Regions from separate parts of the Mus musculus genome. Here regions 1, 2 and 4 are each linked to region 3. The links are chromatin loops, found by intact Hi-C in ENCODE. Cell type or tissue: heart. All regions are shown on one strand. Each heading gives the region's core, and the rest is flanking DNA. Links, peaks and the distances in the headings are about the cores only.

Region 1 (7,673 bases), core at 2,174-4,673, 56 kb after region 3:
TGTGTCCATTAGCATCTAAAAAGGGAAAGTAGGCTGGACATGGTGGCACATGCCTGTAATCCTAGCACTTGGAAGGCAGAAATAGTCAGGAGAATCATGAGTTTTAGGCTAGCCTGTGCTAGATACAACCCCCCCTTCTCCATCCCCCAAATTAAAAAAATCCTAGAGGGTTGGAATATAGTTCAGTCAAAGCTCTATGTTTGGAGTGGCAAAAAGAAAAAAAACAAAACCAAAAAACTAGAGAGAGAGAGAGAAGGAAGAAGGAGGAGGAAGAAGAAGAAGAGGAAGAAAACTCAGAAGTTTACTTTCTAGAAGAAATTCTTGTTCTGTGATCAAGAAGTCTTGTATTAGCATATCTATAAGAGCAGGTAACAAGCTGAAGATAGTTTAAATTTCTCTGACAACCATAACCATCCCTTGTTCTACTGTCTATGTCTTAAAAAAGCATAGTATATAAAATAATTAGAATTATCTCATCTCAAGATGGACATGTGAAAATGATGAAAGATACTGAGTAGGAAATGATACATAAAATCTACAGCCCCCAGAAACTGTATCCTGAGGACACACCTAAAATTGGTAGGGTGGTTATCTTAAATTTTTCACTTCAAGCATAGTTTATATTCTAATCAGAAAACTGGAGACAGTCTTTCTAGTATTTACTACAAGTAAAAATGTGCCAGTCTAGATTGAGTCAAAGAAATGAAAGCTCAATTGGTTATGAGTTGGATGAATATGGGCTTGGCAGTTATTTAACATACTAAAAGTGGAGTGGAAGCCCTGAAGACATTTATGTGGTATGGGCATGAGATTGTCAGTCATAAGGAAAAGGCAATACCTGACCTAGGTATAAGAGTACCAGGACATTTATAACCCGCAGAACAATAGGTGCTGAAATTACAGTGTCAACAGTATGGTCTAATGGTGTGTAGCTAGGCTAATGGTATTAGTACTAGTGTGTCATGCAAAAAGACAAGATGATTGCCGTTTGTGGTTCTCAGTGTCAAGGGGACCCCAGGTCATTAGGTTTTCTTTGGAGTAGCCTGGTATAGCTTAGTAACTGGGCTGCATTTGTTCATTTTTAACATGTATGTTTATTTGCATATTCCTGGTCTCTGTTTTTCTTGTGATCTTTTCATTTTTTTCCCTTTGAAACTTTAAAGATACTGAAAAGTACAGTGTTTTTGTTTCTTTTCTAACAGATAAAAATAGATGTTTAAAAGCAAATGCCAAATCTTGCGGAGAATGTATACAAGCAGGGCCAAATTGTGGGTGGTGTACAAATACGGTAAGATTTCTGATACTGTTCTATTTATTCTCTGATTTTTAGACTTATTCAGAGCCTTGTCCTTGGGAAGTGTCAGATAAGATATACCATTTTAATTAATGTTTATTGAATAGTGTATAGTAGTCAGAATTATGCTGTTTGACAAAATACTTGTCTTAGTTAATTTTATTTGTTGTGACAAAAAACCATTCTTAAGGTAACTTATAAAACAAACAAACAAAACATTTAATTTGCGGCTCAAAGCAGAGTGTCAGTCCATGGCCGTCATGGCTTTGAGCATTGCCCCAGACAGACAGACATGGAGCTGGGGCAGTAGTTAAAAGCTTACATCCTGATTGACACTATGAGGTAGAGAGAGCTAACTGGGAAAGTTGTGGGAATTTGAAAGCTCAAAGCCTAACTAACTTCAGTGAAAGGAAATATATGCAAATTTGAGTTCAGAGTTTGCTTAAAGATTAATGTACTTTGTCCCTTCTATAATGCTTACTAAAATTGTATTGAATTAATTTGAGGTTATGTTAGGTCAAAGGTTCTTTGTATATGTCTTCACTCAGCTGTTTGGACTTGTAAGATCAACTCTGACTAGGTAAGTTTCAACTATAGATTCAAACAATGATCCCATAAAAATGAATGCTGTTGGTGCCAGCAGCTGCCAGATAAATAGAACCTCTGAAGTAAACCTGTCATAACATGATCTGACAAAGTGAAATATAAAATGAGAAGTTTTTGTCTTATTTCAGATTTTTTTATACTACAAATGGTGCACTGGGGTGAAACTGGGGATATTTAGGAAAGTCCAATGGAAGCTCTTGCCTTCCTTCTTTGGAAAATGAGGAATAAGCTCATGCTTTACCAGTTGTTACAGTTAGAAATGCTGGATTAAAGAGAGGGGTTCATTTCAGAAGTTCTGTTTATCTGGAAGCTGCTGACACAGCGTTCATTTTATGGGTCCATAGTTTATCTATAGTTGAGACTTAGCTAGTCAAAGTTGAATACTATAGCTTCTGAAATCTAGGGCATAACTTCTCAATTACTAAAGGATCTTGTGGAATATGTTCAGTGGAATTTTATTTAGGTGTTATGAGGCTCCTTGATTGGTCAAATATTTGGGAATGGGCCAGGCATCGTGGCTCATGTCTTTAGTCCCAGTACTCAGGAGGCAGAAGCAGGCGATATCTGTGAGTTCAGTGCCATCCTAGTCGACAAAGCGAGTTCCAAGACAGCCAAGGCTACACAGAGAAACCCTGTCTTGAAACAACAACAACAAACAACAAACAACAAAAACAACAACAGCAACAACACCCAAACCCAAACAGAAGGAAAAGGATTCCCTCAGATCTTGTGCTTTGTTGGATTTTGAGATTTAAAAATAAACAAACAGATTTCAGTTTTGACCTTTCATCCTGGTCATTCTTTCCAGGTGTCTCTTTGTGTGGATACTCTTGCTATGTTACTTTTGCCTAAAAATATACTTTTACCAGCCATTATCTGTTCTTAGTCTTGTGCTGTATATGTACATTCATATGTGTCCATTGAAAGTGAGCAACAACAGGTTATCTTCTCCTATTGCTTTTTAACTTATTTTTTGTTACATTGAACCTCATTGAACCTCGGGCTTGCAATTTCAGCTAGATTGGTTGACCATTGGGTCCCCGTTCTGAGAACCCACTGTTTTTGTCCTCCATTATTGTGGGCCCAGGTTACAGATGTTCACTACCTTATGCAGCTTTTCTGTCAGTGCTAGGGAGCAAAACTAAGGTCCTCATGTTTGCAAAGCAAGCACTTTACCCATTAAGCCATCTCCTCAATCCCCACCTTGGGTTTTTGTGTATTTATTCGTACAGTATTAGGACCTTTAAAAAAGTTCAAGATTGTCTTAGGGTTTTACTGCTGTGAACAGACACCATGACCAAGGCAACTCTTCTAAGGACAACATTTAATTGGAGCTGACTTCTAGGTTCAGAGATTCAGTCCAGTATCAGGCAGGAGCATGGCAGTGTCCAGGTAGGCTGAGAGTTCTACATTTTCATCTGAAGGCTTCTAGGAGAAGATTGGCTCCCAGGGAGCTAAGATGAGGGTCTTAAAACCCATGCTTACAATGACATATTTCCTCTCACAAGACCATACCTACTCCCAACAAGGCCATATACTTCCTAATAGTGCCACTCCTTGGGCCAAACATATTTAAACCATCACAAATGTAAAATATAAAAATCTGGGGAGAAAGTTGTGAGAAAAGCATTGTCTGCCCTTCTAGTGCCTATTCTTAGCACCCACATCGTGGCTTACAGTCACAAGGTGTCTGACACCCTCTTCTGGCCTCTGTGGGTACTGCACACATGCGGTATAGGGATGTCCATGCAGGCAAGACACTCAAACAAATAAGATACAATTTAAGAAAAACAATAAAAATATCTCATTTAGTAGCAAGCATTTAAAAGATTTAGTAGCAAGCATTTAAAAGATTTTTAGCTCGTCAGTGATGGCACATGCATTTAATCTCAGCACTGGAAAGACAGAAACAGGCAGATGTCTGAGTTTGAGGATAGCCTGGTCTATATAGAGTTTCAGGACTACACATAGAAACCTTGTCTCAAAAAAGTTTTTATTCAGGAAAGTTTATGCTATGCTTTACACACACACACACACACACACACACTATTAATTGGGATGTATTTAGGCTAATGTGGTTTTCTTAAACGCCTAGTTGTTTAAAATGCTTTGCTGGGAAGTCCTTCAAAGGACTTTTCTAAGAGAAAATAATATTGTCTAATGTGTGGGCTTATCCATAATTAGGTGCTGCTAAGTATGCCAAACACTGAAGGATGTAGTTAGTATTGACATACTCTGAATTTGAAAGGTGAGGCTTCTAAAATATGCATAAAGCCTGGGGAAAGATAGGACTTTTTCAGTTGGTTTTACTTGTTTTTGTGTAAGAGCACACACATACCACGTTGTGGATTTTTGTTAAGAAGCTAGAAACGAACTACCTTAGATTAAGTCATTTGATTTTTGTAATTTGTTTACATGCAGTAAAAAACATCAAAATACTTGCTATACTTTTTTTGTTGATGTATTTTATATTTCATTTAGACATTTTTGCAAGAAGGAATGCCTACTTCTGCACGATGTGATGATTTAGAAGCTTTGAAAAAGAAGGGTTGCCAGCCAAGTGACATAGAGAATCCCAGAGGCTCTCAAACTATAAAGAAAAATAAAAATGTCACCAATCGCAGCAAAGGGATGGCAGAGAAGCTCCGGCCAGAAGACATTACTCAGATCCAACCACAACAGCTGCTTCTAAAATTGAGATCAGGTACCTCTATCCCTACCTGAGTTTTCCATAGCAAGTTTATACAAGCCTTTTCCCAGTCTTTTGATGGTTCATTTGGGTGAACTGGTACCCCAAATAGGGCATAAGTTAAATTTTAGAGGACATAACCTCTTTTTGTTGCTTTTTGCTGTCCTGGAACTTGCTCGGTAGACCAGGTTGGCTTCAGTCTCAGAGATCTGCTTGTCTCCTCTTCCCAGATGCTGGGATTAAAGGTGTATGCCACACTTTTGATTCCTGGCCACAATTTTTGTAAGACATATTACTTTTAATAATTTAATGATAGAGATTAAAGTTAAGAGTGAAATGTTCTCTGTGTAAAGGCACTGCTACACAAAGGTGAGTAACGATCTAGTTTTACTTTAGAGTTGTAAAAGGAAGTTACAGAGGTGAAGTCATAATTACAAAAAGATCAAGGAAAAAAAGATGAAGCCTAAACTGAAAAATGAGGAAGGCGAGAGAGGTAAAAGTTGTTACATGTTATTTACTTAAAAAGCACAGAGCTGGAAGGCAGCTTAGTGGTAGAGCATCCATCTGTTAGTATAATTTCATAATATAAAAGCAAAGTTTTACTTATTTATTTAATGTATATGAGTACACTGTAGCTGACTTCAGACGTACCAGAAGAGGGCATTGGATCCCATTACAGATGGTTTGAGCCACCATGTGGTTGCTGGGAATTGAACTCTGGACCTCTGGAAGAGCAGTCAGTGAAAAGCTAAGTTTTAATCCATACATCGTTTAGTACCATTTAAATACTAACGATTTTATAAGTGCTCATGGCCATCCCACCTCTGAAATAGACAACATGCCCTCTTTCTGCCTGTCATCCTTCCATCCTGTTACTGCTGCCTGGCTAAACTTCAGCCTAGGAAATAGACATTGTTATAGTTTGAATGTGAAATGTCCCACTTAGGTTCCTGCATGCCGACTTTTGTTCTTGGCTTGTAGTGCTGTTTTGGGAGTCTGTGGAGCCTTCAGTTGCTGAGGCTTGACTGGCAGAGTGTGTGTCTCTGGGGGTGGGCTTTAGTTTCCTGAGTTGCCAAGACATAGAGTGCTGTTCCCTCTTGGTCCTGCTCTAACTTCTGTGACCTTCTTGAAACTGAGCCAAAAATAAATCTTCTTTCTCCTAAGTTGCAATGTCAGGAAAAGTACTTAGTACAGACTTCTTGTACATATACTGTAGTGGAATACTACTATCATTCTTTGACCTGCAGGATCCTGATCAGGACATTGATTATGTATTTGCCTAAGTCACATTTTATTTTAATCATCATTACTTAAAAACATTTTTTAGGTTTACTTATTTTTTATATGCACATTTTGCCTGTATGAATACATGCATATGTGCACCGTGTATGTACCTGGTGCCTGCAGAGGTCAGAAGTTATCAGATCCCTTGGAACTGAAGTATGGTTATGAGCTGACATATGTTAGGAGTTGAACCTGGGTCCTCGTAAAAGCAGCAAGTGCTCTTAACTTCTAAGTCATCTCTAGCCCCTCGTCGTTACTCCTACTGTGGGGAGCTTGTAAGAGGCTCTCTTCTTAAACTTAGGAGTCCATGTCACTGCTGGTTTTTCTCAGTTCCTTCCATTGCTTCCAATTTCCTTTTTGTGTTTTCTTCCTTTCATCCTTCTGCAAATTTAGGTAAGACTTGGTTTTCCTCTCATCATCATTGGAAATCATCATTCAGCAATGACATAAGCTTTTCCGTTTAGCTCTGTACCTGTTCTCCAGCTGCCTGCCAGGAAGTCAGGGAAAAAAGATCGTTTTTCATCTAAGCAGACCTTCCATTTTCTCCCATGTTTGTGTTTTATTTTGTGGTACTGGAGATAGAATTTAGGATCTCTCATGTGCTGGGCAAATGCTCTACCACTAAGCTGCCTTCCAGCTCTGTGCTTTTTAAGTAAGTAACATGTAACAACTTTTACCTCTCTCGCCTTCCTCATTTTTCAGTTTAGGCTTCATCTTTTTTTCTTGATCTTTTTGTAATTATGGCTTCACCTCTGTAACTTCCTTTTACAACTCTAAAGTAAAACTAGATCGTTACTCACCTTTGTGTAGCAGTGCCTTTACACAGAGAACATTTCACTCTTAACTTTAATCTCTACCTGTCTAGAATGTACCTTTCATTCTGCCAAAACTCATGGTGTTCTGATTTTCTCATAAGTTTTTGTGTAAATCACCTTGTGGTTACAGTAACAACTACTTGAAATACATGTAAAAAGAAAAGCTTATTTTGGGCCATAGTTTTAGAAGTTTTCATCTGACGGAGTGGCCTGTTGCTCTGAGCTTGTGGTGATGTGAGATGTCATGGTGGGGCATCTGGGAGATAAGACAGAAAGGAGGTCCCATAGACTCCAGGGCACATCACTGGTAACCCAAACCTCCTGCTAGTCCTTACCTCTCAAACTTCCCACTGCCTCCTGAAAGTACCAACACATGGGCAGATCCAAACTGTAGCAGAATTATTTGTATTTTGTGGGTTGCTGGAGAGGGCATTGCCTTCATCATTTTTGCCTCCTTAGGTCTTGGAGTTGTAAATGGTTGGTTAAACGAAATCAAGTGTGCCTGTTGAGGCGCTAACAAAATTCTTAGATTTGGAAAAAATATACACTTAAGACTATATCATTGAACATGTAAATTGGACTTACTTTTTTTCTCATTTTATTTTGATTACTGGCCATCTAATTTCAGTTTTGAATCTTGTTAATTAGGAGAACCACAGAAGTTTACATTAAAATTCAAGAGGGCTGAAGATTACCCTATTGATCTCTACTACCTTATGGATCTCTCCTACTCTATGAAAGATGATCTGGAGAATGTGAAAAGTCTTGGAACGGATTTGATGAATGAAATGAGGAGGATTACTTCAGACTTCCGCATTGGTAGGAATGTTGGGAACATTTTGTGTGTGTGTGTGTTGAGGGGTGGTTCTGCATGTGTGCAGAGCAGGCTATTGAGTGTCTTATGTTATCACTTTGTGTCTCATTTCTGTGAGACACAGTTTATCACTTACCTAGGTTTGTGGCCTATAATTTCCTGTCTTTTCCT
Region 2 (7,673 bases), core at 2,696-5,195, 72 kb after region 3:
GGGTTATAGGCAGAACTCAATACTCTCAGTGTTAAATGACAGTTTTATCTGTGACTTAGTTAACAAGAAAAATGTTTACCATGTCCAGGATTAAATTTTGTATTTCTGGGATAAAAATAAAATAGTACTTAAAGTTTACATTTATGTATGTATGTATGTATGTATGTATGTATATGTGTGTATGTGAGTGTGTGTGTATACCCTAGTGTCTTGGCACAGGCTTGTGGTGAGAACAGTTGTAAGAGTTGGTTCTCTGTCTACCTTGTGAATCCTAAGGTTGTCAGGTTTGGTGACAAGTACCTTTACCTTCACCAGACTTCTTGGCTACTTTTTATGTTAAAAACTAAACTGTGTTTGTAATACAGCCTTTTCTTTAAAGTAATAGAACCTTTTAATCTAAATGTCAGTCTCACATCACAGTGGTTTTGTTTATTGGCCCAAAGAAAAATGAATAGCTAATGTTTACTATTAATTGCCCATTTTAAGCAATGATTTAAATATTGTGTTTTTTCTGTTATATTTAACTTGAGACATTAAGATATCTTTTTGTTTAAACAGCATTTTATCAAAAAGGATTTTTTAAAAATTCTTTGTCTTCTTTTTGATTAGCATATGCAAAATCAGTTTATCCAGTGTCCAAGAACATGCTCCAAGATATGTAGGATATTTTAGAAGTCTAGATCTGTGCAGTAAACTTACCCTTAGTTAAAGCTAGTACTATTTTCAGTTTGTGTACTTTATGTATTTTTCAACTTTTGGGGTTGCATTCATTGCTATTTTTTATCCTAACAGACCCTTGCTTCAAATTTAGTGGCAGGTAGTCTGTAACAATAATATAATTGAAAATATTTGAGAATCTAGCCCTGCAAATTGATACATTCCTTTATTCCCCTGCATTTGGGAACTAGAGGCAGGCAGACTCTGTGGTCAAAGTTAGCCTGGTCTATTTTTCTATTTTTCTAGTTGTTTTGTTGTTTGTTGCTGGAGTATGCTTTCATTTTGCTCAGAGTGGTTCCTTGCTAAAGGTAAATTTTCCCCAAGGCTCCTGTATGTTCTATAAGAACTTGAGTTGCTACTTGCATGTGTGTATATATAAACACAGTGGACTTATCTTATGTTTGTACATGTGGAGTGAGCATCCCTACTTGATACTTTGCTAATGTGAGGAAATTGTTACACTTTTTGTTTTATGTGACTGTGTTTGGATCTTTCTGCAGGTGCAATGAGGGGCGTGTTGGGAGGCACTGTGAATGTAGCACAGATGAAGTGAACAGTGAAGACATGGACGCTTACTGCAGGAAAGAGAACAGTTCGGAAATCTGCAGTAACAATGGAGAATGTGTCTGTGGACAGTGTGTGTGTAGGAAGAGAGATAATACAAATGAAATTTACTCTGGAAAATTCTGCGAGTGTGATAACTTCAACTGTGATAGGTCTAATGGCTTAATTTGTGGAGGTGGGTAAGCACCAGCAGTAGCTACACACATAGTTCCTCTAATGAGATCAGATATCTGAGAGTCTCTGGGTTAACACACAGAAGGGGAGGGGCTTTCTTCTATGTTGTGGCTTGTTTTTAATTTGTGAATAATTGCTGTGATTATACATTTTACCATTGTTTTGAGAAATGATCTTTTTCGTTGCAGGCAATGGCGTGTGCAGGTGTCGTGTTTGTGAATGCTATCCCAATTACACTGGCAGTGCATGTGACTGTTCTTTGGACACTGGTCCATGTCTAGCGTCAAATGGTCAGATCTGCAATGGCCGGGGTATTTGTGAATGTGGTGCTTGTAAGTGCACAGATCCCAAGTTTCAAGGGCCAACTTGTGAGACATGTCAGACCTGCCTTGGCGTCTGTGCAGAGCATAAGTAAGTACTGCCAAAGTGTTTCACATAGTCACATTCACTTTACTGACCCTACACCACTAGAGCCAGAGGAGAGTGCTGATAGAGTATACTTCAAAGAGAATATTTGCTGCCTTTTATGTACCATTTTTTATGTCCTAAAAATTCTTAATTGTGTAACAATGAAGTGTGCCATGAGAGTTGTACTATTTTTTTTGTTGTTGTTTGTTTTTAATCTGAAATCACTGTATAAGTTTGCTGTTAGTTGGCAATACTATCCTCTGTTTTTAAGGTTTAGTGGTAGAGATAAAACAATGAACTCTACCATAGAGGAATATTCTCTAGTCTAGTTGCTATCTTTTGCTTCAGGAGAATGGAAGGTGAATTATTATACCAATACTGCTTAAGTTATTGTGGTTTTTATGTTACAAATTTAATGTGACATAGGTCCAGTTTTATTAACTACATCTTAATTTTGTGTTGTGAAGATTTATATGCATACATGTGAATGTATGTATGTGTGTGTGGGCTATCACCAAGGGCTTAGAGTAGATTTTAATATATGTCCCCCACGTCTGCAATGTGCTACTTGTTGGTCTTAGACATACCTGTTAGAGGTTTGTCATGGACATGCTGGTGTCTTTACAAAAAGGATTCACAGTGTAGGCCTAATTGGCATCTGTGTAGCAACCATAGCTGTGCTCTGGATGCCAGGGTCTGTACTGGATGCTGAGCAGGTCCCCATAGCTGACTAGGAAGTAAGGTTTGTGAATCCGATGTTGGGTGAACTCTTCTTGATAAGGCTTGGTGTTACTAGGCCCCATAGTCACTGGCCTTTACTGAAGCTCCTTATTCCTCCAGTGGAGGGCACATGCTTCAGGCAGCTTCTGTAGCCAGAGGCTTCCTGGGTGCTTTGCTACTGCCAGTGGACTTAGTCCAAGGTGGGTCTGGAGAATTTATTACCTACCCCTTTATTCTTTGACAGGTTTGCCAGCCAGAGTGTTGCTGGCCTTAGTGGCCGTGGCTTGGCTGAGGCTGCTGGAAACCAGGATCTCATGTGGAGCATAATGCCTATTTCCTCTGAATGTATATTGCCCTTAGATTGGTATGGCCATTAGTTTAGCACATGAAGTATTCTAAGCAAAGTTAATCTTAATACACGCTAAGTGTAACAATTTCTGTCTTAGAGAATGTGTTCAGTGCAGAGCCTTCAATAAAGGAGAAAAGAAAGACACGTGTGCACAGGAGTGCTCCCACTTCAATCTCACCAAAGTAGAAAGCAGGGAGAAGTTGCCCCAGCCGGTGCAGGTCGATCCTGTGACCCATTGCAAGGAGAAGGACATTGATGACTGCTGGTTCTATTTCACCTATTCAGTGAATGGCAACAATGAAGCTATCGTGCATGTTGTGGAGACTCCAGGTAGAAGTCAGAGGATGCCTAGCATTGTTTCTTATGATGCCTTGCTTTTATTCTGAGTCATTGCTGGGGTTCTGGTGGCAGAAACAGCCTGTATTCTTATCTTACTATTTATATTAGGTTTATATTGGGATATTTTCTTCTCAAAGCTTAAAGTAGAATTTGGCTAATTATATAACAACTAAGGAAGGAATCAAGTTTATGTAAATGGAACCCATGCTATACTGTTGGTGCTATTTAAATCTGAGCTTGATCCAGCTTTAGGAGCCGGAAGAAGATATCCTAAAGATATTATTAATGTTGAATTTGTTCAACTTCCCGGAAACTAAGCACATTTCACCTTTGTTTTCCTAGTAGCCTTCCTTGTCACTCTGTCAGGTTTCTGGTATGGACACATTTTAGAGGATGTGGTAAACGTCTGTTCAGTGTTACAGGAAATGCTCCAACTTTTACTTCTTTTTACAAATGCTTTTAGTGTTTGAAAAAAGAGAGGACAACTTTGTGGAATTGTTTCTCTTTTGCTGGATGGGTTCCTGAGCATCAGACACATGTGGTCAGTCTTGTTAGCAAGTGCCTTTACCCACTGAGCCCTCTTGTGGTCTCTGCATTGTTCTGCAGCACCAGACAGGAGCACTGTGAATACTGTTGTATGTGCCTCTGTGTTTTTCCATTGCCTTAGCAATTTTTGAACACAGGGGCTTTATTGCTGTTTTTGTGGTGGTGTGCAGTGAACCCAGGGTGTTGCAATAGTGGCTTCCTGATTTATTTCTACAGTGTTAATGATGAGACTTTGATTGACATGGCAATAGATTACAGATTAAATTGGGGAAAATGCATCTTGATAAAATACTGTCTTTTTAAAAATTAATTTAGTATGTGGGCAGAGGGTTAGGGTTAGGGTTAGAGGGTTTTTTTCATGTGCCATGGATTTCTCCAATTACCCCAGTCATTTTTATTTGCTTGAGGACAGTCTTACCATGTAGCCCTTGGCCAGTCTGGAACTAACAACCTACATTAGGCTACTTCGAAGTTGTGGCAATCTTGCAGCCTCTGCCACTTGAATGCTAACCTATACTACCATGTCTGGCTGCCAATCATCTTTACTACTGTCTTTTATCATTACTTAGTACTTTATAATCTTGAAAAAATATTTTAATTATATATAAGCTTTTCATTATTTTTGATGCTGTTACGATTTTTTTTTAACATTTTTCAGTCTTTAGCTAAAGAAATAGATTTTATGACCCCCAAATAAATGACCTGCTGATCATATTTTCTACTGTCTTCTAAGCTCCCTTGTTAGAGCCTAGTAGCTTCTTTTTGTTTGAGACAGGGTCTTACCTTGTCTGGTCTGGAACTCACTTTGTAGATCAGGCTGACCTCAAACTCCTAGAACTCCATTTTGAGATTAAAGGTATGTGCCACCACACCTAGCCTGGAACTTAGTAGCTTTTAAATAGGTTTTTGGGACAGTGCAGTCTCTTGAGTGTTCAGCACTATTAATTTTGTAAGATCCCATCCAACTCTTTGTGGTCATGTGAACTTTGTATATACTCAGTCTTTTTATGCTCACGATTAACCTTTTCATTTGTAGACTGTCCTACTGGTCCCGACATCATCCCAATTGTAGCAGGCGTGGTTGCTGGAATTGTTCTTATTGGCCTTGCCTTGCTGCTGATTTGGAAACTTTTAATGATAATTCATGACAGAAGGGAATTTGCTAAATTTGAAAAGGAGAAAATGAATGCCAAGTGGGACACGGTAAGTTATGAAACATTACTGAGAGCAGTAGGATGGTTCCTGAAGTAAATGTAACTTATTAATGGTGAGGCTGACCTTTAAAGTCTTCTTTAAATATTTTATTTCCCCCAAAGTTCAAAATCCAAAGAAGTTGCATTTGCTGAAAACAAGAAACCTCCTATTCAATTAATAATTTAGGAGGATATGATACTCTGTATATATAGTGGCCATTGTGTTTTAGTTCTTTAGTAGGTCAGATTCTAAGTATGCTCCTCAGCTCATTTGTCTAATATAAAAGAGAATCTTAAATGATACCACCAGTGTCTCTGGCCACACTAGAGCTCCTCTTCCCCTCCATACACTCATGATTCTTTTCATATGGTTTCTGGAATATACAACCAAATTGTTATTTCTAAGGCTAGACTGAGGGGAGGGCTGACTAGAAGGTGGGATTACAACAGGCCTTCTTAGATGATTTCTAGGTGTGTTTGCACATTTGGAAATACTCAGCCTGAGCTTAATGTATATTTTACTCTCTTCAGATTGCATCTCTGTAAAAACTTGCTTAATAGAAAAACAGGCTTTGACTGGTATGTGCTGATCACTGGTTTCAGAATAGAGTCAGGTAGTTGGATAAATGTTGCCTCTTATAGATTTACATTTTGACACACTACAGTTAGGTTGTTTTTTGTTTTGTTTTGTTTTGTTTTGAAATTTCAGAAGTATAGAAATAGAATTCCAGTTTATAGTGTCAATACACTATACATTCCAATTTTCTTTCTGATGAAATCACTAGAAACTATTTCTTTCACTTTAGCAAGAAAATCCGATTTACAAGAGTCCTATTAATAATTTCAAGAATCCAAACTATGGACGTAAAGCTGGTCTCTGAGTTTCCGTTCGTATTTCTTTTCACTTTCTATCCTTGCATGTGAATTTCTGTCTCTCTTTTTTTTTACTGCACCATGTGTGTGTCTCAACACCACTGCTTTTTTTTCTTTTTTGGGTTTGGCTTTATTTTTATGGCTATGTGTGGCTTTTCTCATATGTTAACTTAGTGCTTGGAAGGACTTTACCATATAATAAGGTATAGAAGCCACCCCTGTGTTGGAGAGAAAAGAATGCTTTGCAGTCACAGAGCCCCAATCTACCCTAGACTTGCTTAGTAAGTAGAGCAGCCCTGAGCTTTGTTACCTCTCTGAGGCTCCTCTTAAGTCTTCAGCAGGGAGGATTTTAACTGACAGCTGGCTGCAGTCTACTATGCAATCTCTGATGCAGTCCTGTTCAAAGGTCATGGTACATTATTCCTGAATTGAACAGTGAAATTGAGTGTGAAATCAAAATGGCAAAACCAAGGGTAAATGACTGTTGTGTAGTTTGTACTGTCACAGTTACAATTCATTTTACCCATTCTAGAAAGATTCTGAAAGTTTTTTCGTTCTTGATTATGTGGGAATTCCATTCCACTGAGAAACAGAGTACCATTGTGTTTCTTACTAGTTCTGATTTTCAAGTTTAAAACTGAAAACTGCTTATTTTTATTATTATCTTTCAAACAATTCTTATTATTTATTTATTTATTTTTGCTTGAGAGAAAGTCTTACTATGTAGCCCAGGCTATCTTGGATTTTGCTGTGTACACTAGGCTAGCCTTGACCTCACAGACATTTTTGCCTCTCTTAAAACTCCCATAAAAAGGCTGATTACATTTAGCACCAAATTATTTTCTATGGATTGGAAGAGCCTGGGAGAATTCCTGTTTTCTTATCTCCATTTTCTGTCAACAGAGACAATGTTGGCAATAGCTACAGAGTCCCGTGTTTTAGGAATGGTTCTTAATATCCTATATTTTTTGTTATTTGCGAGAATAATGGGGACTATATTCTTGTTTTATAGAAGAGAAGACTGAGGCAGAAAAACAGCTAGTTAGTAAAAAGAGATTTAAGTTCAGACTATGGGATTCCAACACTTATGTCCCTATCCTCTGCCCTGGACCCATTAGCAGGTTAGCAATCACATTCTTTAGGAGAGGGTTACCTGGTCAGGAAGAAATAGAACACTTTACAGATCTGGCCATTTTCATAGTGTTGTGATTTGGGGTAATGCTATTGTGTAGAGAAAATCTCTTACACACTGTGTGGAAGCATCACCTGTCAATAAAAAGCTGTTTGCATGAAGCAGGAAATAGAAGGTAGGATATTTGGGAGGGAGAGGGAGAGGGAGAGAGAGGCTTCTGGGAAAGAGCCAAGAGCAGGAAATTCACCCTGAACTCTGAGGAAGTCAGATCTATGAAACTGAGAAGAAACCAGACACATAGCTGAACTCAGATTAGAATAAATGGGTTATATAAGTTATGAGCTAATTGAGGAATAAGCCCAAGCTTATAGCCCTATTTATAAATAAGTCTTAGAGTCATATTTCTAGGTACAAACACCTAGGGAGAAAAGTTCCTGGCTTCCCTGCTGGGCAAACATAATGGGAGAATCACTTTTCTACTACACAGAACTCAGCACTGCTGTTATGCTTACTTATTCTGTATTGACCTTGGAAAGCCAAATTGAAGGGCTACAGGATGTATAATCACTTAAGCAGTGAATCAGTCAATTAAAATGAAAGACTTGCAGAAAACCCCAAATCAGGGAGTGTTGTATATTTTTAAGGGACACAGGAAGCA
Region 3 (7,673 bases), core at 3,154-5,653:
AGTGAATTCCAGGACAATTGGTGCTACACAGAGAAACTCTGTCTTGAAAAACAAAAACAACAAAGAGTAAAAGGGTGTCAGACAAGACAACAATTATCTATTGCTATAAGCTCAGTTGTCAGTGCTTGCCTATCACGTACAATGCCCTGGGTTCAATATCTAGCAGCATCTAAATGGTGACCAGGTGTGGTGGTCCATTGTCTGTAATTCTAGCACACTGGAGATGGAGGCAGAAGAGTCATAGTTCTTTTTCTTTTGAGACAGGGGCTCATGTGTCCTAAGTGCTCTGAAATTTCACTATGTAGTCAAGTATGGCCTTGAACTTTCAATCTGTGAGCCATGTCACAGGCTTATTTTTAAACTTCCTGCCACTATTATCATGAACCTTTGTTATCTCATCTGGATGCTAATCTTTTAAATTTGTTAATATTTCTGACAAAATTTATATTTCATGAGACTTTTAGACTCATACATTTTTTTGACAGGGTTTCTCTGTGTTGCCCTAGCTGTCCTGGAACTCACTTTGTAGATCAGGCTGGCCTCAAACTCAGAAATCCGCTTGCCTCTACCTCTGACTCCCAAGTGTTGGGATTAAAGGCGTGCACCACCACTGCCCGGTGAGACTTTTAGACTCTTTGTGATCATTTCATTGGATGTATAATTATAAAAGTCATTTGATATATATTTATTGTTAGATTTCTAGGGAGGGTAAGTGGGGAAAGAGAGAGAGGAATACAGAGAGAAAAAGACTGGGGGTGGGGTACTGAGTCGAATCTAATTGTCCTTCAGACAAGAGCAGGCACAGAGCAGGCGCTGTCTGGAGCTATTAGATATCACATTGCAATAATCTGAGGTAAAAAGCTTCAGTCCTGTGTGACTACCTCAAAGGTTTCCATGGAAAGGGAATGTCTTGCCCTTCAAGAGAGTAGGCTTAGCTAATATGTGACCTTAGCTTTGTGACCAAGCTTTGTGACCAAGCTCGAGGAACAGACACTTGTAACTTATGCTATGTGTCAGGAACACTCTTTCTCTGGATAGGGGTATGAAACTCATGGAACAAGACAGCAGTCAGGCTGCCTGTAATTCTAGGGTGTCAAGAATGGGTGTGGGCTTGAGTATGAGAGTGGGACTTGCCCTGTCTCCAGCCCAATCTGATTAGGTTACCTTAAGGGTCTCGAATCACCAATATATACATTTTCTTGAACCAGTTCAGAGTACTGTACTGCTTTTTTGTTCAATTGCACATGTATAATCATTCTCTTTCAACTCTTGTTAGCTTCGAACAAGCAACTGTTACTTGGTTGGATGCCATTCATGTGGTCCCCTGAATCCTAAGTCCATGTGGCTATGACATTTTCACTTTCCTACCCAGTCATCCTTCCCTGAGATTCAACCTTTCAGGGTCCCAGCCAGGTGCCAGAAAACACACGCCTCCACAGAGAATTTTCTTGTTTGTTTTTGGTTCTAGGTTCCCATCTTTGACCTTGGGCCTTCTAGTCAGGAGCCCTACTACTGGGCTACTCAGGTCCTTTCAGCAGGATTCGATGCATTTATTCTGTACAAGTGAATGCAACACAAGACATTGGACAGAAAATGGATCCATCGTGATGGAGGGATTACATAACTCCCAGTGATTTTTAAAGCAACTGGGAAAGGGACGGAGATGTGACTGAATTGGTGGCATGTACTTTGAAGCCTAGGTTCACTCCTCAGCATCACATGAACTTGGAATGGGGGTGCTTGTCTGGGATTCCCAGCATCCACACTCAGGCTGTGGAAGCAGAAGAATTGGAAGTTCAAGGTCTATTTAACTATGTGGGGAATTCTAGACCATTCTGGGCTACAAAAGACAATGTTACAATAGATGACAGACAGACAGACAGACAGACAGACAGACAGCTGTTTTTCATAGTCTCTTACATGCTGAGCCTAGTTCCCCAGGACACCTATGGCAGACTGAAAAGCAGAGCAGGCATCTGCACCCTTTGCAATCTGAAGGAGTAAACAAAGCAGCTCAGTCTTTAATTAGAGGCCTGTGTAGAAGAATGTCATATCTTCCAGAATATCAGTTAGTGGTTTTCAAAAGGGACAAATGGGTGTGGGCTAGATATGTGGCATAACCACCCAGAAAGAACTGAAATTGCCAGCGCACAACCACACACCCTGATTAAAAATGTGCTGCCAGGCCACTCCCTCAAGCACTGGTTTTAGTTGTCCTCAGTAGCTTGTGTCTACATGTCCAGCTAAAAATAAATGATTCTGCGCAGCACTCTCTCTGTGCCAGTCTGATGACAGTGAGCCAGGAAAGAGCACTGGGCAAGGAAGGGCTAAGCTCCTGGACCTATCACTGTGATGGATGCTCCAGGCCTCAGTATCCTCAGTTAGAGAGCAGGAATAACAACAGGTGCTAGTGATTTAGCTTGGTACAGTGCTTACTTAAAGGGCAGGGTTCTGTTCCTGGCAGTGGATAAATGTGGTGTGGTGGGTACACAGCTGAAATCCCAGCATTTGGGAGGTGGAAGCAGGAGGATCAGAAGTTCAAAGTCATTCTCGGATACACCAAGAATTTGAAATCTGTGCTCGCTTCGGCAGCACATATACTAAAAATGGAATGACACAGAGAAGATTAGCATGGCCCCTGTGCAAGGATGACACGCAAATTCGTGAAGCGTTCCATATTTTTTAAATGGATGCTCACAATCAGTTAATGGATGGATCACAGGGCCCCCAATGGAGGAGCTAGAGAAAATACCCAAGGAGCTAAAGGGAACTGCAACCCTATAGGTGGAACAACATTATGAACTAACCAGTACCCCGGAGCTCTTGACTCTAGCTGCATATGTATCAAAAGATGGCCTAGTCGGCCATTACTGGAAAGAGAGGCCCATTGGACTTGCAAACTTTATATGCCCCAGTACAGGGGAACGCCAGGGCCAAAAAGTGGGAATGGGTGGGTAGGGGAGTGGGAGGGGGAGGGTATGGGGGACTTTTGGGATAGCATGGGAAATGTAAATGAGGAAAATATCTAATAAAAAAGAAAAAAGGAAAAAAAGAATTTGAAATCTGCTTTGGCTACAGGAGACCCTGTCAGAGAGAAGAATGGAGGGAGGAAGGAAAAGAAAGAAGGAGAAAGAAGGAGGGAGGGAGAGAGAGAGAGAGAGAGAGAGAGAGAGAATAATAGCAGCTCCCTCTTCCATGAACTGAGGGTGACTAAAATGAATGCACACCCTTCTTAAGGAAAGCACTATCTTCCTAGAAATGTAGGGGACTGAGAAGAGGTAAATAACACTAGCTGGTGAGTTTTTTACAATACATTTTGTGCTAAATTAGGAAGAAGCCTGTAGAGTAACCATCAACTGTTTGATGGTATTTGCACTAGACTCAGCTACAGAGCGTTTTCTATAGTAGTCTAATTATAGGCAATGCAGATAAAGGAGAGGTTGGATACTGATGGGTAGGAGACTTTGACTGGGGGTGACAGGACTAGCAACAATGAGACAGACTTAGTAACATGGAGTGACTGCAGGAAAGCCAAGCTGTGCAGATTACCCAGGTAATGAGAGACACTGCCTCAAAACATAAGGTGGAGAGTGATTAATGAAGACCTCAACATCATCCTTTGGCCATTTGCTCATATTTGTGTGAGAATGTGGGGAAGGAAGGGAGTTTCACACAGTTTAAACGGCAATGGATCAGCAAGATCAGCCTGTGGGGACCTCAGAAGGAGTGTGGTGCAGTCAGTCAGTCATAGCTAAGAAGAAGCAAATTACCAAGCATCTATAAACGAAGATAAGCAATGATAGGAAATAAAACATGAAGAGGTAGGGAAAGCTGGGGCTGGACACTTCCCAGAGTCACAGCATTCACGTGGCATTGAACAACAAGAAACTTAAAAGACCAAATAATTAGCCAAATACAGGGGTTCTGAGGCAATCACTCAATTTGAGCCCATGTGACAAAAAAGAGTTCACATTCTCTAACTGGCTTTCTGGAACCTTCGTACCTTCTGCTCTTTATTTTGCAGTAAATGTTAAGTGGTATGTCTTTTTGATATCTTGTTTTGTTTGTGTAACTCTAAGTTTGCAAAGGACAGTCCTCTGTAAACTTTGCCTCATTTTAGCTGGCGCCTAGCTCTCTTGAGTTTTAGTTCCTTCAAGATGCAAATCCAGCTAAGCACACTAGAGGGCAGACAGCCACTTCTTCTAGATCACATTCCAAAAAAAGAAAAGGAAAAAAAAAAAGGGAAAAAGGGGTGAAAAAGAAAAAAGAAAACAACATAAATCACAGTATGGGAAAATGAGGGTGAGACCTCACATAAGAGAAGGCACAGGATCTCTACCACACACCTTCATATCTTCATGACACTGAGGAAAACCAGGAATTTTAACCTTTTTTTAATATAAAAAATATTTATTTTATGTATGCGAATACACTGTTGCTGTCTTCAGACATACCAGAAGAGGGCCTCAGATCCTATTATGGATGGTTGTGAGTCACTCTGGAAGAGCAGCCAGTGGTCTTAATCACTGAGTCATCTTTCTAGCCCCTGAATTTTAAACTTTTAAGACAAGATACATACACTCTTACAAAGACGGTTTGTTCTTGATTTTTTTTCAGCTGTGTGAGGAGCAGGTGTGGCGGCAGTCCCAAAGGTGCCAGGGACTGCAGCTAAGTCGTATGACTTGCACCTGACTTCCTCATATAAGCCACAAACATCTTGAGAGCTGCGCAGGTGTACCAGGATACTGGTGAATCCATTTTGATGGAGATATGCCCCTGCTGCCCTGATTAGCTGAAGCTGCGTGCCTGGTGAGGTGGCGTGGCCTGCTGTGCGTGGATGGGAACTGAGAGTATAAAAGAGTGAGAGGCCCAGGGTTGGGGGGGGGGGGGGAGATATAAACAAGGGAGATATATAAACAAGGGAGATATAAACAAGAAGAAACAGGACTGAATAAACGTGTGCAGAAGGATCCTGTTGCAGCATTGTTCTTCCTGGCCAGTTGAGCGCGCGCAAGACAGCTGAGCTTAAGTTTTATGTTTTCACCAATAAGGAATTCTGGAAGGGAATAGATAATGAAGGCCATGACTGTGGTGTTATAAAATGAGGCCAGGTTGGTTATAGTGCAGTAAATAATCTGTCACCTTTGCTTCTCTGCATATGTGTAGGTGCTCGTGTGTATGCACGTATATATGGGGGGCTTAGGTTGATGTTGGGGTCTCTCTCATCTTATGTTTTGAGACAGGATCTCTCACTGAACTCGAAGCTCATCAATTTGGCTAGGCTGGCTGGCCCCAGGAACCCTGTTTTCATTTCCTGTGGTTGCAGGCATCTGCCATCATACACAGCTTTACCAGGGCACTGCAGACTGAATAAAGTCCTCATGCTTGCAAGGCAAGTAAGTGCTTTTCCTGACTGAGCTGTCTCTCTGTCATGATCAACTTCTGCTTGTCAGAGTAAGGGCATATCTGGGTGGGAAGGGCAGCAGGGCTATTCTAGTGAAGAGGGAAATCAGGCTGAAAGGCCCTGTGGGAGGGCTCTACCAACCTCAGAACTGCCTTGGTTTCCCTGTCAAAGTTTTGGTTTGTTTTTGTTTTCCCCAGCACTGACTGGTGCAGGCAAGGCAAACACTACCATGGAGCTACATTCCTAGGTCTCTTTTTACACTTTTTAGTTTCAGTCTCACTAAGTAGTTCTTGTTGGCCTGGAACTCAACTCCATAGCCCAAGTTGATTGGCCTTGAATTTGCGATTCCATTGGCTCAGTCTCTACTGGGATTCCACACAGGCTTGTTTCATTGGGCCAGTTTAAGCATTTTTTTTAAAACCAAATAACCAGGAAAAGTATTTTCAAGGATGATGAGATCATTTTCAAAAGACGTCCTAGTCACACGCATTTCCTTTAAGCTTCTTGTGATTTGGTGATTCCGAATGGCCTTTGCTTTTCTGGGGTCAGTCTCACTAGGGAACAGAGGAAGCTTTAATTCCGGGACTAATTAACCAGCTGGGTTCTGCGCTACTCTCCAACATCCTGGAACTTCCTCTCTCTTGCTCCTTGTATGAGTGTGTGTGTGTGTGTGTGTGTGTGTGTGTGTGTGTGTGTGTGTGTGTGTGTGTGTGTGTGTGCAATTCCATGTTTACAGCTAAGCCACGTGACCCTGGACAAACCCTCCATCTGTGGGCCTGAGAGCCTCGCAAATACCGCTACTGGCTGAGCGGTCAGGAGGAACTAGCACACTGGCTGGAATAAGGGCGCGGCGCGGTGCTGCGATGGCAGCTTCACTACTGTGCAGCAGGCGCCTGTCAGGCTGGCTACTTCTCAGCAGTACTCAGAGCTTGCATCGCTACAGCTGCCTTAACAATAACCCTCCCAGTTGGTAACAGAGAAGACTGCAGCCAGTGTCAGAAAGTTTATGTTAGGGTGATGTCACTTTCCAGCCTTCCCGGGAAGCTAGTGGCTTATGCTAGTGAGCAGTATTACCATATATAGAAAGAAAACAGCCTGGTGGAAGGGGGATGGGAGGGGTGGGGAGACTGAACGGGAAGAGAAGAAGCAGCGGATAGAGAAGCCTGAGCCAGCTGCCATCTGTAGGAGACTGGGCCCCAGGGTCAGGAGGAAGTCAGTTCTGGGCTGAAGGCATTCTACTAACTGATAGGGGCTATGATGAAGGCAGGCTAGAAAAGGGAACCTCACAAATGTCAGCATACCCAGAAAACCCAATTGCCAGAAGGGTGGTAAACAGTTACTAAATTTTGGGAGAACTGATGCAAAAGGCTTTCCACACCTTAAAAATGAAAGGTTGACATTACTATATTTTATATTTTCTTTCCTTTTTTTTTTTTTTTAATCTTTTCCAGGGTCAAGAATGCATCCATGTCCTGGTAGGTGCTAGGCAAGTGCACTACCATGCAGCTATATGCCCAGCCTGCTTGCCCCAACCCCATATAAATAATTAGAACACTCAGCTGGAGAGTTGCTGAAGTCTATTGTAGCAAGAAGGCTAAGGTAGGAGGATCAAACATTGCAAGTTCCAGGTCAGTATGGACTACAGAGTGAGACTATCTAAAATAAAAATAATAGGAAAAGCTTATGATCTTAAACAAAATTCTCTATGACTAACATACATTGCTAAAAATTAAAAAGCAAACTCAGTTACAGGCCACACCTGAGGCAGCCTAGCTGACAGGGAGAAATCTGAATTTTGTTTGGTTTGGTTTTCGAGCCAGGGTCTGTTATAGCTCAGGCAGGTCTCAACCTCACTGTCTTGAACTTCTGAACCTCTGACTACATCTCCTAAGTGCCGTGATCATATGCAGGTTCCAAGAGGTAGAGACTTGACTACGTAACAAAGGCTCTAAAGTGTTGCTGTTTATTCCTACTGGTCATTTTTGTTAACATGGGCACACTATACACCCTCACTTTCCAGGCATAAAGTCTGCACCATCCTCTCTGGGGTTGTAGCACTCTATTCCGTGGTTATAACGTAAAGCTTTTGAACTTCTTATAAGAAATATATTCTTAGCTTTTAAATGTTTTCATCACATAATACTATTACCTGATGACCAGTATTTAAGTATATGTTGTCTATTATTACCAGATGATAATAAATATATAAGTGATTAATAGGGAGGATTTAAAATACTAACTAGAATGAGTCTATCACTTATTCTTAGGT
Region 4 (7,673 bases), core at 1,903-4,402, 85 kb before region 3:
ACTAACTGTTTCAGGAAGAATCCTGATATGAATATAGCTGGAACTTAGTCCTCCTAACATGCTATGAAACAAGTACCTTCAGCCCAAATCAGGAAAACAGAGAACTTGGAGGTCTCACTACTACTGACTAGCCAAACCAGGAACAAATTCAGGCTGAGCTCCAGCTATTCATAGGAGACAGCCTGTGAGCGTTTGGGAGGAGCCAAATAAAATGTACATTGTTTTTAGTTTTTTTACATTGCTGTGACAACATATCTGATAAAAACAATTTGAGGGAGGAGTTTAGTTTGTCTCACAGTTCAAAAGGGCACAGTCCATAATGGAGCTAAAGCATGGCAGCAGGATCCTGAAACAGCTGGTCACACTGTACTGAGGATTGTGGTTTCATTAAAAACATAGAAAAGTTATGTGAATGTTTTTTGTTTGAATCCCAGATGTGGGCTATGGGGATGCTTCAGATTGTCCAGTGCAGCTAAGATAATTTGTTTCATGCTCTGGCAGGGGTATGATTTTGCAATCTGAAGATAGTTTGTGTTTGCAATTCTGAGGACTCTTCAGAGGGTATATAAATGCCAGAGCCCCTGCTGCTGCAGTTTGTCAAGTGGTTGTGAGCAAAGTGACACGAAGAAGAAATTGGATATCCTGATGAAGAAGATCAAATTTGCCCCAATCAGCAGGAAGTAGTCTAATGATATCTATAACCTCCTTCCCCTCTAACCCTCTTTATCAACTACCTAATATTGGGGTGTTGGAAGGGATAATGGTGTTAAGGAAAAAAAAACAATAAAATAGCCAAGAAGTCTAGTTACATCACACTACACCCACAGTCAGGAAGCAGAGACAGAGGAATACTAGCCTTAGCTCTTTTTCCTTCAGTCTAGGACCCCAGCCCATGGGGTATATATTCCCACTAAATTTACTTAAGCTAGAACTTCCTCACAGGCATGTCCCAAAGTTTATCTCATGACAATTCTTAATCCTGCCAAGTTAACAATAAGTTTTAACCTTTTGGCTGTGGCTGCTTCTTATCTGTGGAGTGAATGTAAGGTTTCATTTCCTCTGAGTTGCAGAGCCATTTCATTTGCACAGGGTCCAAAATTTAGGCAAATTCTACATTTCTCAGGAAGGATTTTTTTCTTTTATTCAACATAACTGTTTCCAGAAGTGCAATGGGTGTCCTTAGTGGGGCATGAATGAATCCTACAGGGGCTGAAAACTACTATGGGGAGTCTGCCACCAGAACAGGGATGCTGCTATCATATGGACTTCATCTTACCCAGAGCTACTGCTTCCGGAGTCTCACTCTGAGCAGCCTGGTACGGATAGTCTTTGAAAGATCCCGAGGACTGTGTTAAGCATCAGTTTACTATCCCACCTGGATTCCCAAATACTGAAACAAATACTCCCAAATACTCCCAGACAGCCTCTATCTCTTCCTGCTGGTCAACCTGCTTAGATCTGAAAGCCATCCTGTGAGCAACTCAACTTTCCTGTCTGAAGCTGAGGACTATTTCAGGTGCAAATTGATATCTGATGGCATTCTGATATGTCCATGTGCATTAATGGCTGTGCCCCAGAATCCCCATAAGTATTGAAGGCAAGTGGTTATTCATTGCATTGTGGAATTTTCAGTTTGCAGATGATGCTAGCCTTGCCCTAGTTGCCTTAGAAATCTATTCTCTGATGTCCTGGCACCTCTGAGTATAACGATCCCAGGGTCACACTTAGGTCTGCCCTATGCGCAAAGGGGGAAGGTAAGGTTCTAGAACCCCTCTGCTTTGGTTTTGGCTACTGTGCTAAAAATTGAACCCAGGCCTTTGCACATACCATGCAGGAACTTTTCTGCTGAGCTACAACCCCAGACTAACTCCTTTTGCTTTAAAGGAAATTATAAAATAACAAATATTCCAGTCTGTAAATACCACGTTCTATATTTAGTGCATATTGACAAATATGTATCATGGATCAAGCACTTGAGAGGCTGATGGATGAAGATCACAACGAGGCTAGACAGGGCTACATAGTAAGTCCCCATCCCCAAAAGCCAAATAAAAGAATATCTACATGTACCATGAGTCATACAGCTCAGGTGGCTAATGATAATCTACTATTATTGAATAATCGTATGTTGTAAATATCTTCCTATCTTCTACATATATTTCTATATCACCATCGCATTCAATGACTGGTATACTACTGCATGGACACACCTTAACTATACTCCACAGTCCATCATTAACAGGTAAAATCATTATCTCCTGGTATGCCATAACTCAATCTTAGCAGCTGGAGGCAGCCAGCACGTGTTATCTTGTAGGCAGACCATTGATGGTTCTCTGACCCAAGGGGTCCTGCAAACCCATAGGTGTTGGCTGAGCAAGTCACTACAAGGCTTGAGAAGAGACACCTCCCTCCAAGCTCACACTTACGGTTACTACTAGGTTTAAAGAGTTTCTGAGTTTTATCTAGGGATGCCAATTCCTTGTCATGTTGGATCTCTCTGTATGTCCACTATAAGTAGAAGGCATCTTCCAGAATGTAGATCCCAGGAAAGAATGTGAGACTTGTATCCAAAATAAAGACAATTCTTTTATGCCCTAATTTTGTAAATGGCATTCCACCATCTTTGCCTTTTTTTTTAATAAAGGTTAGTTGTAGAGGGCTGAGAAGATAGCAAACTTGTTGAAGTGATTGCCTTGAGTGCACAAGGCCCAATGTACTGACCCAAGCCTAGAACCCCAGCACTGGAGAGATGGAGGTGGTCAGATAGATCCCTGGTGCTTACTGGCCAGCTTCCCTAGCCTAATCATTGATCCCTCGTCCTAAGAACACCCCTCACTTTAAAAAACAAAGTGGAAAGCTCCTGAAAAATGGCATCCAATGCCGTCTTCTGACCTTCATACACACATGAACACATATGTATATGAACCCACACACACACGAGTGCTTATAGAGAAAAACCCACACTCAAGCAGGCAACTTGACATTTTCAGACAATAGATACCAACAGAGCAAACTTGCTATGGCAAACTGGTTTGAATTGTGAACAAGAAAAGAAATCACCTGCATATAGACTTTATGAGTGTTTTATCTGTGTGCTGTTGAATTGAAGTATGCTGATTCCACAGCAATGTACATCCACACCACCACCAACACAACAATAATAACTCCAGCCACTCATATACCCCACAGGTTGATAGACCACAGCAGCACAAACACATTCAGCAATCCTTCGCTTCTACAGGCCTACAGAGGCTGGGGTCCAGGATTCTCACTTGCAGTCTCTTTGATCTCAATCTGACAACAAAGAGCACTCTTATCTTCCCAGTCTCCCTCTCCACCTGTAAACTCCCATCCCTCATCCTCTATGTTCTGCCCACACTGAGGAAAATGTTCCTCTGTCCTTCCTAGCTTCCTCTCTGAGTCAACTATTATTGCAGCAGACCCTCATGTCCTTGATGTTGTCTGAGGAGCTTAGGATGGAGAAGACTGAAAGAGAAAGATGTGAAACAGGAAAAGTGCAATATAAGGAGGGATGTGGCATCCAGGTAAACATGGTGTCTCATGTGGAAAGCCACATACGCCATTACAAGATGGCGCTGGCTACCGCTGGCCACCACCTGTAAGTTTGGGTAAACAACCAATGTGCACATGTGCATAAGGGTTTCGTGCCACGTCACAGCCCATCCCGGGGAATGTAAATGAGGTACTGAAAGCACAACCAATCAGGTATAGACACGCCACTCCTAGGCCTATGTAAGCAGTGCCAGTTCTGGGGCTCGGGGTCTTTCACCTTCTCTATCAAGCTCTCCCAATAAACGTGTGCAGAAGAATCCTGTTGTGGTGTCCTCCTTGCTGGCGAGTCCCCGGGAACGAAACATCTTCAGGCACGAGCGAAGACCCTCTGTTACAGGGAGGATTTAGAACTGCATCACGGGGAAGGAATAATATAAGTCTCTGAGAGGTATGCTTCCCTTTGGAGTAGATCCTTTAACAGTTGCTTGTCTCATTCCAGTCATCTTTATAGTAGTCCTGATTCTGTGCTTTGCCTTAATTGTCATCGTCCAGGGCACGAGTGTGTTTGCTGGGAAAGGAAACTGAAACCAGGCACTCATCCACTTTGGAAACTAATTAGGGCTTGTATACAGGATAAGAAGTGTAAAAAAGAGGGACAGAGACTGTTACAGGAACATCAGGAATGTATGTCAGAAACAGAGAAAGATGAGAGAGCAGGAGCATGCAGAAAACAAAAACTAGAAAAAGAAAGGAAGGAAGGAAAGGAAGGAAGGAAAGGAAGGAAAAAAAAGGAAAGGAAAAAGAGAAGGGGAAGGAAAAGGGAGAAAAGACAAAAAGAAAAAGGAAAGGAAAGGAGAAAAAGGAAAGGAAAAGAAAGGACAAGGTTCCCACTTTGGGACAAGTTAAGGTTTACGGTTTGGGGACAAGTTGCACCAAGCACCATTGGGACTTGAGGTTTGCAGAGGAACAGAGGGTTTTACCAAAAGGGGTTTTGTCGGTCTGGAGGTTGGTGAGAAATTGCATAGAAGATAGAGAAAGATGTGGCACAGAACTCCAGAGAGGTAATGAGGCGCTGAATCAGGTGAGAGAGGAGCGCTCTCAATTGGGTTGGGCTAGAGGGTCTGTTTGTGTTTCCTTAGGATCATCAACAACAGCTGTGGGTCCCGGAGCAGCTGACCAGAGCAATTCAGGGCAGGTGGAGCCGTGAGGACATGGATGTTCCTGTGGCTGGGAATGCTCCCGCTAGTGAGAACTGAAGAGCTCTGTGTTCCTGAAAATCATGCCGTTGACGCATTCAAGTGTTTCCTCAATTCTTTACATCTAATGCCAGATTTTTAAGCCTTAATGGAACTCGAATAGAACCCATCACTGTTGGCGATTTTACCTCTTGGCTTACTTCTGCATTTTCCTACTTTAAGGAGTGGGTGGGAGTTGTTCTTTTTGGCGATGCCATATGCTGTGGATTGGTATTCATGCTTTGGTTGGTTTGCAAGTTCAGATCTCAACAGAAACGTGACAAGGTGGCCATCACCCAAGCACTCATGGCCATTGAACAAGGGGCCTCCTCTGAAGTATTCATGCTACATAAATAATAGGCATTCGAGTCCTTAGCTCTAGCACCCCACGAGTCTGTGTACCCATTGCACTGGGATGAGTAAGACTCGATTTCCTTGATCAGCCCTTGCACATCACTGAGGCTAAGCCCATTGCACGCGATAGGGTGATCATGGTCTGCCAAAAATGAGATCCTTCTTGATTGTTGCGAGCTGAAGAGGCTAGCAACTAGATCGTTGGATTAGGCCATAATAATAAAAAAGAGGGAGATGTGAAAAGCCACTTACACCATTACAAGATGGCGCTGGCTACCGCTGGCCACCGCCCATAAGTTCGGGTAAACAACCAATGTGCACATGTGCATAAGGGTTTCGCTCCACATCACAGCCCATCCCGGGGAATGTAAATGAGGTACTGAAAGCACAACCAATCAGGTATAGACATGCCACTCCTAGGCCTATATAAGCAGTGCCAGTTCTGGGGCTTGGGGTCTTTCGCCTTCTCTATCAAGCTCTCCCAATAAACGTGTGCAGAAGAATCCTGTTGTGGCGTCTTCCTTGCTGGCGAGTCGGGCGTCCACACATGTGTCAGAGAAACAGTGAGAAACATTCAGGAAAAGCATTAAGAAGTGAATTCAAAGCTGAGCATGATGGTATAGTGCTGTGATTTTAGCACTCAGGACTGGAAGGAGGAGGTCAGGAATTACAGGGTCATCATCTGCTTCATAGAAACTTTGAGGCCAGCCAGGAACACAGGAGACCTTGTCTCGTTGAGGCAAACCCCAAATAAGGTTAGGTTGAGTGAGGTTTAAAGAGGAGAGAAGATTACCTACACAAGACCAGCAAGATCTAGCTAACAACATTTCAGCTGAGATGCTATCAGCAGTCAATGACTGGTGGGAAAGGGAAGAATAACTTTTCTTCAGTGGTGTAGCCACTGTTAAGTTGCCCCTAACCCAGTAAATAACCCCATACCCATACATGTGCAAGCAACCTCAGTTAAACTTAGAGGGTTAAAATGAGAGATGGGAGAAGGGAATATGGATGGAAAGGAGGGGTCCAGAGGGAGTAGAAAGGAGAAAGAAGGAAAATAGGGAATAAATATGATTTTTAAAATATCATACATATCTCATATATATATATGTATACACACACACAAACACACACACACACACACACACACACATATATATATATATATATGGCCAAACATGCCAGCACACCTTTAATGCCAATGCTGAGGAGACAGAGACAAGCAGATATGGAACTCAGTTCACTCCACCAGTTAGAGACCTTTCTCAAATAAATAAATAAATAAATAAATAAATAAATAAAGGTGGAAGGGCCTAGAAATGTTTCAGTGGGTTAAAGGTGCCTGCTGCCAAGGCTGAGGGCCTGAATTCAAGGCCCAGGATCTGCATGGTGAAAGGCGAGAACAGCTCCCACGAGTTTGCCTTCTGATCTCCACATGCATAGACATATATACAATAAATAATAAATAAAATGTAAAACAAAAAGTGAAGAAAGAGAAAAAAATGACAATCCTCAAGTCTCCTTCACACATGCACATGAGGTAGAAAAGGAAAAAAAATCAAGAATGGGATATTCAGAGTCAAGGTTGAGGCTAAAACCCAAACCTTCCCAGAATGATGATCAATCAGAGAGAACAAATCCAGTCATGATGGAACACGTAGGAGCTCGTGAGCACCACCACCACCAGCTACACATTTTGTGTCCTTTTCCTTTTATAAGGTAAATGTTTGGCTCTTGTTAGCTCACTTAGTTTTAAGAATGATGAAAAATCGCTGTTCAACCTGAAACACTGAGTTTAATTAAAAGCTATGCTTTGTGCCTAGAATGTAGTACAGTGATAGAGTGTTTGCCTACCATGGACCATGAGGCCCTGGATTCCATCCCTAGGCCTGTCAAAACAAAAATGTTAAGACCTCTGCAGTAGGAATCCAGGCATACAGGATTGAGTTGTGACTTCCCAGGTCCATCACCTTCTGCATAGTGTGGGCTCCTTAATGTGGAGGCACTGATGGTCTTGACAATCTGGAAAGGCAGGTTCTCTGTGGCTTAGAAAATCAGCGACAACTCAAATGATGTTGCTACAGTGGCTTTAGCAGCAGGCAATTCAGAAGCTTGCTGGCTGTCCCCAGCAAAACCCTAACAGGACTATCACACCTAAGGACTGGCCTATGCCTCAGGACTCTGTGGACAGCCCTGCAGCTGCATGACATTTCCTTGACTACCTTTCAGAGTCCTTAAAATCTAAGCCCTTCAGGCATTGTGTGTGTGTGTGTGTGTGTGTGTGTGTGCACACGTACATGTGCGTATATACAGGACAGAGGTCAACCTCAGCTGTCATTCTTCAGGCACCAGCTCTCATTTTTGTTTCTGGTTTTGAGCTTGGAGCTAACCAAGTAAGCTAAACTCATTCTCAGGGACCCTCCTGTGTCTGCCTTTTCAGTCCTGGGATTGGAGGTACATGCCACTACAGTCAGCTTTTCACACAGGTTGAGGATTAAACACAAGTCCTTTTGTTTGCAAGGTAAGCACTTTACCATCTGAGCTATCTGCACCACATTTCTTAGTTACTTT

The links. Hi-C counts contacts between places; a loop is a spot of excess contacts. Peaks named below come from ENCODE experiments on the same cell type or tissue, not always from the same donor. Only the 100,000 strongest peaks of a DNase experiment are listed, where the experiment ranks them.
Region 1: it touches region 3 in a loop (6-fold over the local background); 27 of 42 quality-filtered maps call a loop at or near these places.
Region 2: it touches region 3 in a loop (6-fold over the local background); 15 of 42 quality-filtered maps call a loop at or near these places.
Region 4: it touches region 3 in a loop (2.8-fold over the local background); 4 of 42 quality-filtered maps call a loop at or near these places.

The regions. Positions count from the first base shown.
Region 1 is chr8:128,705,872-128,713,544 of GRCm38, forward strand. It overlaps Itgb1 (integrin beta 1 (fibronectin receptor beta)), which reads left to right. Exons shown (of 16, transcript NM_010578.2): 3 at 1,203-1,288; 4 at 4,382-4,604; 5 at 7,337-7,507. Among named protein-coding and RNA genes, the nearest start is that of Itgb1, 24 kb to the left of the region's middle. In heart, for the core only: a CTCF peak has its summit at 3,616 (motif pointing left); a DNase peak (open chromatin) is centred at 3,590.
Region 2 is chr8:128,721,167-128,728,839 of GRCm38, forward strand. Itgb1 (integrin beta 1 (fibronectin receptor beta)) reads left to right here. Exons shown (of 16, transcript NM_010578.2): 12 at 1,218-1,456; 13 at 1,644-1,866; 14 at 3,030-3,262; 15 at 4,854-5,020. Among named protein-coding and RNA genes, the nearest start is that of Itgb1, 39 kb to the left of the region's middle. In heart, for the core only: a CTCF peak has its summit at 3,866 (motif pointing left); no DNase peak of the experiment used is centred there.
Region 3 is chr8:128,648,421-128,656,093 of GRCm38, forward strand. It overlaps Gm26002 (a small nuclear RNA gene), which reads left to right and starts at 2,577; the gene lies at 2,577-2,683. In heart, for the core only: CTCF peaks have their summits at 4,176 (motif pointing right) and 4,392; a DNase peak (open chromatin) is centred at 5,401; H3K27ac peaks cover 649 bases.
Region 4 is chr8:128,564,645-128,572,317 of GRCm38, forward strand. No RefSeq gene overlaps it. Among named protein-coding and RNA genes, the nearest start is that of Gm32643, 75 kb to the left of the region's middle. In heart, for the core only: no CTCF peak of the experiment used is centred there; no DNase peak of the experiment used is centred there.